2 separate regions of the Homo sapiens genome follow, and region 1 is linked to region 2. A link is an interaction called in ENCODE POLR2A ChIA-PET data of the cell type or tissue named here. Cell type or tissue: GM12878. All regions are shown on one strand. Links, peaks and the distances in the headings refer to the core of each region. The heading gives the core; the rest is flanking DNA.

Region 1 (4,392 bases), core at 191-4,190, 130 kb before region 2:
TTTGGCCACAGTATGACTATGCCTGTGTTATTTAAAGTTTGTCCCAAGGAGTGTTATGATGTGCTTGGTATGGGCTTCACCCCCAGCAGGCACAAGCATGTGCATGCCTCATTGGCACTGTGTCCGTATGGAGCATTGTGAAGGGACTATGTGGAAGGAACAGGAAAAAAGAGACTACTTAACATCCTTTGCTTTGCTCTGCCACGTTTTATATTTACAAGCTTCTGTGTAGAAGGATACTGATGTATGTTCTTGGCTTCCATAAGACAGTGGGGGTGACAGGAGTAAAAAGGAAGACGCCTAAAGACACTGAAGTTTCCTGGTCTATTTGGTCAACAACTATTTAATAGGGGCCCACCATGAATCAGATAAGGTACACATGCTGCAGATACAAATGACCAAGAGCAAGCCTGACTGCTGCCCTTATGGAACTTGGTATCTAGTAGGGGAGTCAGCCAACAATCGAATAGTCACATAAATGTATGGAAAATGGAAGCTGTGGCAAGTGCTAAGAAGACATGGTCATGGTGCCGTGAGCACCATTAATGGAATCTGACCCAGTCCAAGAGGTCAGCAAGGGCTTCCCTGAGAAAGTGATGCTTCAACTGAGACCTTCAAGATGAGTAGGTGCTAAGTAGTGAAAGGAATGAGGATGGGAGGCAAAATCCTGGCCAAGTGAATAGCACATGCAAAGGCCCTGTTTTGGGAGAGAAACAGCTTGGTGGAAGGTAGGAGATCTGACCTAAGTGTTACCAGGAAGGCCCCCCAACCCCTAAACACCTCTGCCTCCTAAAATTCCACCATTATTAAGGAATGCTTTGGGTTAAGATTGTTTTTCTCTTGAAATATTCCCTTTTTTTTTTTTTTTTTTTTGGGCAGGAGACCAGAGCTTATTATTACTCAAATCAGTCTTGCTGAACATTTGTGGATCAGAGTTTTTAAGGATAATTTGGTGGGTGGGGGAAGGCCAGTGAGTTGAGAGTGCTGATTGGTTGGGTCAGACATGAAATCGTAGGGAATTGAAGCTGTCTTCTTGGGCTGAGTCAGTCCCTGGGTGGGGGGCCACAAGATCAGGGGGCCACAAGATCAGATGAGCCAGTTTATTGATCTGGGTGGTGCCAGCTGATCCATCAGGTTCCGGGTCTGCAAAATATCTCAAGCACTGATCTTAGGAACAGTTTAGGGAGGGTCAGAATCTTGTAGCCTCCAACTGCATAACTCCTAAACCATAATGTCTAATCTTGTGGCTAATTTGTTAGTCCTACAAAGGCAGTCTAGTCCCCAGGCAATAAGGTTTGTTTTGGGAAAGGATTGTTACTGTCTTTGTTTTAAACCATAAACTATAAAATAATTTCCTCCCAAAGTCAATTCAGCCTACACCCAGGAATGAACAAGAACAGCCTGAAGGTTAGAAGCGAGATGTAGTCAGTTAGGTCAGATCTCTTCCACTGTCTCAGTTACAATTTTGCAATGGCAGTTTCAATCCCTCCCTTTGGGTTTTATAACACCTTAACCTCAAGATGTTGGCAATTGAAGATGGAAAAAGAGCAAAGACTGCTCTAACTTCTTCCTGCTGATCAAGGGCATAGTGAGGGTAGGTGTCGACCCCAAGGTAAGGGGAGTAGAACTGCTTTGCAACTGTCTGAAAGTACTCATGCAGGCCTGGCTGGGGTCCCAAGGCTTGCATGGCAAAGGCGTTAGTATTATTATTTGCAGTTTTAGTACCACGTTTGAGGGAATAGTATGCTATAACGTAAATAATGAGTACTAGTGTAAGGAATGCAATTCCCAGTTTTAAAAGCAAAAATTTTAAAGCATTACTTTGGGAACTTGTAGCCCACAAAGAATTTAGGATTTAGCCAAACTGAAGAAAAAACTCAAGAACAGCTAATAGCAGATGTACTATAGACTTTTGTTTTGTTTTGGTTTTGGTTTTGGTTTTGGTTTTTTTTGAGACAGAGTTTCACTCTTGTTGCCCAGGCTACAGTGCAACGACATGATCTCAGCTCACCACAACCTCTGCCTCCTGGGTTCAAGTGATTCTCCTGCCTCAGCCTCCCGAGTAGCTGGGATTGCAGGCATGAGCCACCATGCCCGGCTAATTTTTTCTATTTTTAGTAGAGATGGGGTTTCTCCATGTTGGTCAGGCTGATCTCGAACTCCTGACCTCAGGTGATCTGCCCATCTTGGCCTCCCGAAGTGCTGGGATTATAGCATGAGCCACCGTGCCCGGCCCAGATGTACTATAGTTTTTTGAAGCATAATTTTTTTCTTTCTAGTTTCCATTTTTATTAAAAACAAATTATGATAGAACTGATTTGTTTGCAAAAGTAAATTTTAGTCTTATTAGATTTGGTCTGATTATTTGCATAAAGTGTAGCAAGAATGATTATTTCCCACAGAGGCTTTTTAAATTGGCTTTGATGGAACTCTATTCCATAAGGAATCTTAGATAAGACTTTTTAAAGCTGAGCCCAGCCATGGGTTTGTAAGCTTAAATACCTATAAGTTGGGTAAATTTCTCTTGACATCCCAAGATAACTTGGGGCTCCTGAGCCTGTTAGAAAGTGACATTTTTTTACTTACTACAGGTCGGGAACCCTGTACAGGGATTGTGTAGACAAGGTATGAGGTCAGTTTTCCCAAGGGGCTTTTATTGGCTTTGTAAGTCAACTTTGATTTTTTTTTGTTTGCTTTTTTTTTGTTTTGCTGAGACAGAGTCTTGTTCTGTTGTCCAGGCTGGAGTGCAGTGGCACCATCTCGCTCACTGCAACCTCTGCCTCCTAGGTTCAAGCAATTCTCCTGCCTCAGCCTCCCAAGTAGCTGGGATTACAGGTGTGCGCCACCACATCTGGCTAATTTTTTGTATTTTTAGTAGAGAGAGCGTTTCCCTATGTTGGCCAGCTGGTCTCAAACTTCTGACCTCAGGTGATCCACCCGCCTCAGCCTCCCAAAGTGCTGGGATGACAGGCATGAGCCACTGTGCCCAGCCACATTAGTGCATCTCTAATGCTAAAGGTAGTTTTCAAATACAATTTTATAAATCTATTCAGTTTTAATTAATTTGACCAGAAGGTAAGATTTCCATAAACTTTTTAGAACCCTTTACAATTTTCCATTAAACAGCAGATTAATTTTTTAAGAAAACCGTATTATTTGGACACATGGGCCCATAAAATCAGTATGATTTTAATGTTTTAACCTATAGAAACAAGCTAAATAATCTCCTTTAAATTTTAGCCAACTTGCTTATACCCACAGAATGTTTTACAAGGTTAACCCTTTACAAACCCTTTTTTAATTTGCTTAAACCTTCGATTTTGTCCCATTACTCTTCTAGGTTAAGACAATCTTTTAAAACCCTCTGAACTAGACAAAATTACATTCTCTTTAACAAAAAGCATATTCCCATATCTTCTTATAATCTCCCACCAAGATTATATTCTGCTTTTCTTCTATACCTGACAACTTATATGTAAAACTGTTTCTCCAGTAGTCTCAATTGTATGTTACAATGTTAACTCTTAGCAACTTTTATTTTTGGTGAAAAACCTAATAAGTAGGCGATTTATTTAGGTACGAGGTGTGGAGCCTAGGACATCAGGAGTACTGACCCTTTTCAGCATAGCTAGGGGACATGGCTTTCCATATGTCCCCAGGCCTTATCTATAATATCATACTCCAAAGTAGGTAAATTGAACAATTTTCAAAAGTCAAAGAAGCAGTTTATGACTTAAAGCATTTAGCAAATCTAATATCTGACCTTAATTGAGACCAAATGTCTAAATTTTGAAGACATTTTTATTTTACTAATAATCTTTAAAACTGAAGGGTTACTTCTTGTTGTTACTTCTTGTTGTGAACAAGAAGGCATTAAAGTTTCTATTTTTCTGATAAAATATGATTTAAGTGCTTTTTTTCTAAGCCAATTAATCAGCTCTTTTATATATAAACATCACACACACACATATAAATACACAGACAGACAGAAGATCCAGTAGTTGTAAGACTTTTCATTTGCCAGTTTTTTAATTGGATTACTGGCTTCAGGGTGGATCCCTTGGATGAGCAGGGCCAGGAAAGCATGCAGTTTTTAGGACCTAATAAGTAGGCACAGCTGGAAGGCAAAGACAAATCCTCAAAATTAAAGGTGCCATTTTATACTGGATCCTGGATCCCCAAAAAGGAGGGAAATACTACAAGAGAAGATAGTGCAGTGCTTCTACCATGCATTTCATTGCAAGGCAATTCAAAGCCAATCAGCCCATTTTTTAATTAGCCCATCCCCAACGGGAGTCTCATCTTTCAGTGGGGGTTGGGGATGTTTCCATATCCCACTTCCAAGTGGCCAAGAGCATGCTTCTTTGACCCAAGCAAGTAAAGAGATAAGTA
Region 2 (4,392 bases), core at 107-4,106:
GTTTCTACTTTAAAACAGATTGTTCTAGGAAAGAAGGTTGTTCTAAGAGCAGAGTTATTCTTTTAAGGTGGCTTTATATATTAAATATTTTCCATTTTATCTTTTTCTGTTCTGTAGGGTAAATAAGTATTAGTATTTGTTTAGGAAGAAATTAGGTAGCAGAAGTAACCTATCCCAAGGTCACAGAAGCTGGCAGATCCTTTTGAGCTCTGGTCCTTTGTTTCTAAATGTTTTGTTTATTTGACCTACCTCCCCAGCTAGTTATTTCTGTGGGGAAGCACCCTCAGTTTTGGCCGCTGGGCTTCTAGACAGGCCCACAGCTAATTGCCCTGTAGAGTAGCTGGGTACTGTGCTTGTACAGTGAAAGATGACAATGCTTTTACAAATAGGTAATCAGAAATGGATTCTGTTGAATGTATTTGCATATATGATAGTTTAAAAGGGGATGAAGAGATGAGGTCTTAGCTCCTAAGAATCATTCTGTAGGGAAAGGTTGGACAAGGGATCAATGGAAAGGGAAATAAAGTAAGGGAAAAGTGCGGTCGGGTATTCTGGGGTTCAGATCCAATGTGAGTCATTTGGAGTTGGATGTGGGTGACTGGGAGAGGAGGGACCAGGCGTCCCAAATAGAGCAAGACTTGGGGCTGTGATAGATTTGGCTGCAGCTTAGGGATAGCATAGAATCAGTAATAGTTGAAAAATTTGCAACACTTCAAATGTAAGGTTGAGAAGTTGCTACGCAAGAACAAAGTTTTGTTTTGAACTTAGTTTTGAACAAAGAACATTGAGATAGTAGATGTGTTCAAGCTTGAGAGTGATCTGGCAGCAAAATAGGTTTAGACTGCTAAGGGGAGAAGTAGAATGACTTGATCCTGTGTGAAATCCAGACATAGTTGCAAGAGAGGCATTAACAAATCAGTCTGAAGGACTAACCACTACAGGCCAGGCAGGTGGCTCATGCCTGTCATCCCAGCACTTTGGGAGGCGGAGGTGGGCAGATCACCTGAAGTCAAGTGTTTGAGACCAGCCTGGCCAACATGGCGAAACCCTGTCTCTACCAAAAATACAAAATACAAAAAGCAGCCGGGCGTGGTGGCATGTGCCTGTAATCCCAGCTACTCAGGAGGCTGAGGCATGAGAATCCCTTGAACCTGGGAGGTGGAGGCTGCAGTGAGCCGAGATCATGCCATTGCACTCCAGCCTGGGCAACAGAGCAAGACCCTGCCTGCAAAAAAAAAAAAAAAAACAACAAAAAAAACCACTACTCTTCCATAGGACTTGCTGCCCTAATTAGCTTTTAAGCTCTATGAGCCAGGGGCTGTCTTCTACAGATGGTCTGCTATAATGCTGAATATATATTCCTGAAAAATCTTGAGCTGTACAAAATCATGCAGTAAAGCTTTGGTGGGAAAGGTCAAGTCTGAAAACCTAAAACCAGAGCTCCGATGAGCAACAATACTAATTCAAAATATTACTAGAGTTAAATCTCAACTAGCATTTTTATACTTAGAATCAACAGTCAGTCCACCCTTTTCACACATACTCTGGGGCTCATAGTTCTTCAGAGTTAAGTCCTTGAAGGTATTTCTTTCAAATGGAGACCACTTTCATCAAAAATAAGTACTATCCAAAGGTAGCCTTTTTTTTTTTTTTTTTTTTGAGACAGAGTCTCGCTCTGTCCTCCAGGCTGGAGTGCAGTGGCGCGATGTCAGCTTACTGCAAGCTCCGCCTTCCAGGTTCACGCCATTCTCAAGTAGCTGGGACTACAGGCAGCCGCCACCATACCTGGCTAATTTTTTGTATTTTTAGTAGAGAAGGGGTTTCACTGTGTTAGCCAGGATGGTCTTGATCTCCTGACCTTGTGATTTACCCACCTCAGCCTCCCAAAGTGCTGGGATTACAGGCATGAGCCACTGCACCCGGCTTGGAAGCCTTTTTTAAACACAGGGAAGTGTCACCAACTTCTTCATCTGTGCCTCCAGCTCTCCCAGAAGGTTTCCCGTCATTAAACCAGGCATTAACGTAGAATTTGCATTGGATTTTTTTTTTTTTTCTTAGGGTCTTGGTATAGCTCAAGCTTTTCTCTAATTGAAAAAAAGCTTATACCCCGTCACTTTAAAACATTGACCTGCTAGGTAAAAAATCCATGGTCAACCTGATTTACAACATTATTGATAATACTTATCTACCAATCCCATATAAGTTGGAGCTAAACATAGTTTAGAAGAAAGAACTGTTATTTCTGGTCTACTCTGCCTCTGGTCCAAAAAGAAGTACTAATTTTCTTAATAGTAGGTAGCTGTTTAGCATGTATCAAACCATTTTCATAACCTATGTTCTTTTAAAATGTCTATGTGCATAGTGGGTGTTTCTAATAACACGGCTGGCCTAATTTTGGCTAAATTTTGGTTAAGTGTAGTAGAATTAGGTTAACGTAGTTTCAACCATTCATGATACCCTGATTTATGATAATTTGGAAAGAAAGAATAGCAACCTCGAAACAGTTTCTGAGTAGGCCAGGTGCAGTGGCTCACGCCTGTAATCCCAGCCCTTTGGGAGGCCAAGGTGGGTGGATCACCTGAGGTCAGGGGTTCAAGACCAGCCTGGGCAACATGGCAAAACCTCGTCTCTACTAAAAATACAATAATTAGCCAGGCGTGGTGGTGTGTGCCTGTAGTGCTGGCTACTCCGGAGGCTGAGGTAGGAGAATCCCTTGAACCCAGGAGGCGGGGCTTTCAGTGAGCTGAGATTGCGCCACTGCACTCCAGCCTGGGCGACAGAGCGAGACAGCGTCTCAGAAACAGCAACAACAACAAACAGTTTCTGAATAGCTACAATTTTCATAATAAACCTCTTCATTCTTAGGGGTCACTTGAGGTTCTCTGGATGGCTCCTCCGCTCCCCTTCCCGGGAACAGAAGTGGTATCTATAGTGGTTGGAGTTCCTAGAGCCAAGCCATGACAATTGCATCTTTAAGGGTAAAAGCTGAAACACAAATGGGAATTCGAGGCCCAAGGACCTACAGCCTCTGAAGGCATAAATGCATTACATAGCCCTTGAACAGCACCCTTTTATACATCACCAGCGAGGAGGACCCGTCAGGTGATAAAGGGTATAGATTCTATAAAATAGATCAGGGGTGCCCAAGCTTTTTTTTTTTTCTCGCTCTGTCACCAGGCTGGAGTGCAGTGGTGCAATCTCAGCTCACTGCAAACTCTGCCTCCTGGATTCAAGCGATTCTCCTGCCTCAGCCTCCCGAGTAGCTGAGACTACAGGCGTGTGCTACCACGCCCAGCTAATTTTTTGTATTTTTAGTAGAGACGGCGTTTCACTATGTTGGCCAGGATGGTCTTGATCTCCTGACCTCGTGATCTGCCCACCTCAGCCTCTCAAAGTGCTGGGATTACAGGCGTGAGCCACCGTGCCTGGCCTGGGGTGTCCGATCTTTTAGCTTCACTGGGCCTCATTGGAAGAATTGTCTTGGGCCACACATAAAATACACTAACATTAATGATAGCTGGTAAGCTAAAAAAGTAATAATTGCAAAAATATTTTATAATATTTTAAGAAAGTTTACAAATTTGTGTTTGGCTGCATTCAAAACCATCTTGGACTGCATGCAGTCCACGGGCCACAGGTTGAGCAGGCTTGCAATAGATCATTCTAATTCATAGACTTTTATCCAATAAGATTTAGGGTTGGTTTCCTGTTGACTACTGTCAATACACTATTCTTTTTTTTTTAAGAGTCTCACTCTGTCACCCAGGCTGGAGTGCAGAGGCGTGACCTCAGCTCACTGCAACCTCCGCCTCCCAGGTTCAAGCCATTCTCCTGCCTCAGCCTTCCAAGTAGCTGGGATTACAGGCACATGCCATCACGCCTGGCTAATTTTTGTATTTTTAGTTGAATTTTGTATTTAAATTTTAGTTAAGTTTTGTATTTTTAGTCACCATGTTGGCCAAGCTGGTCTCTTACTCCTGACCTCGGCCTCCCAAAGTGCTGGGATTACAGGCGTGAGCCACCATGGCCGGCCAATACACTATTCTTAAAGTGATAAATGCTTTTCTCCAAATGCTTAAAACCTTAGGTATCTAGGAAAAGACAAAATAACTCTTCAGCAGTGCCAGGTGAGTGGTGTTTTTTTCTGGTAATTATCTAATACATGGGAAGAGGGAGTAAGATTTAGTAGAGTAGTAGGAAGAAAGAATGCTTATGCGAAGATAGGTTGAATAGAGTAGGAAGAGATGTCTTCACTTTTCACCACACTAATAGCGTTGGCTTTGGGGTCTGAGTGTGCTCCAGGTCTGGCTCTGCAACCTGGTAGAATGAGTAGCCTCCTTTTCGTAAATCTTTCATATAGTCACAGCTCTGATTTATCTGGAAGGTTGAATG

The links. ChIA-PET counts read pairs that join two places held together with the same protein. Peaks named below come from ENCODE experiments on the same cell type or tissue, not always from the same donor. Only the 100,000 strongest peaks of a DNase experiment are listed, where the experiment ranks them.
Region 1: POLR2A ChIA-PET joins it to region 2 with 12 read pairs; 14 of 35 experiments call an interaction of 5 or more read pairs at or near these places.

What each region holds. Positions count from the first base shown.
Region 1 is chr12:93,247,880-93,252,271 of GRCh38, forward strand. The region is part of intron 2 of LOC643339 (a long non-coding RNA gene); the gene reads right to left. Among named protein-coding and RNA genes, the nearest start is that of LINC02412, 76 kb to the left of the region's middle. In GM12878, for the core only: no CTCF peak of the experiment used is centred there; a DNase peak (open chromatin) is centred at 1,937; H3K4me3 peaks cover 370 bases; H3K27ac peaks cover 756 bases.
Region 2 is chr12:93,381,036-93,385,427 of GRCh38, forward strand. All of the region lies in intron 1 of NUDT4 (nudix hydrolase 4), which reads left to right. Among named protein-coding and RNA genes, the nearest start is that of NUDT4, 5.3 kb to the left of the region's middle. In GM12878, for the core only: no CTCF peak of the experiment used is centred there; no DNase peak of the experiment used is centred there; H3K4me3 peaks cover 3,731 bases; H3K27ac peaks cover 846 bases.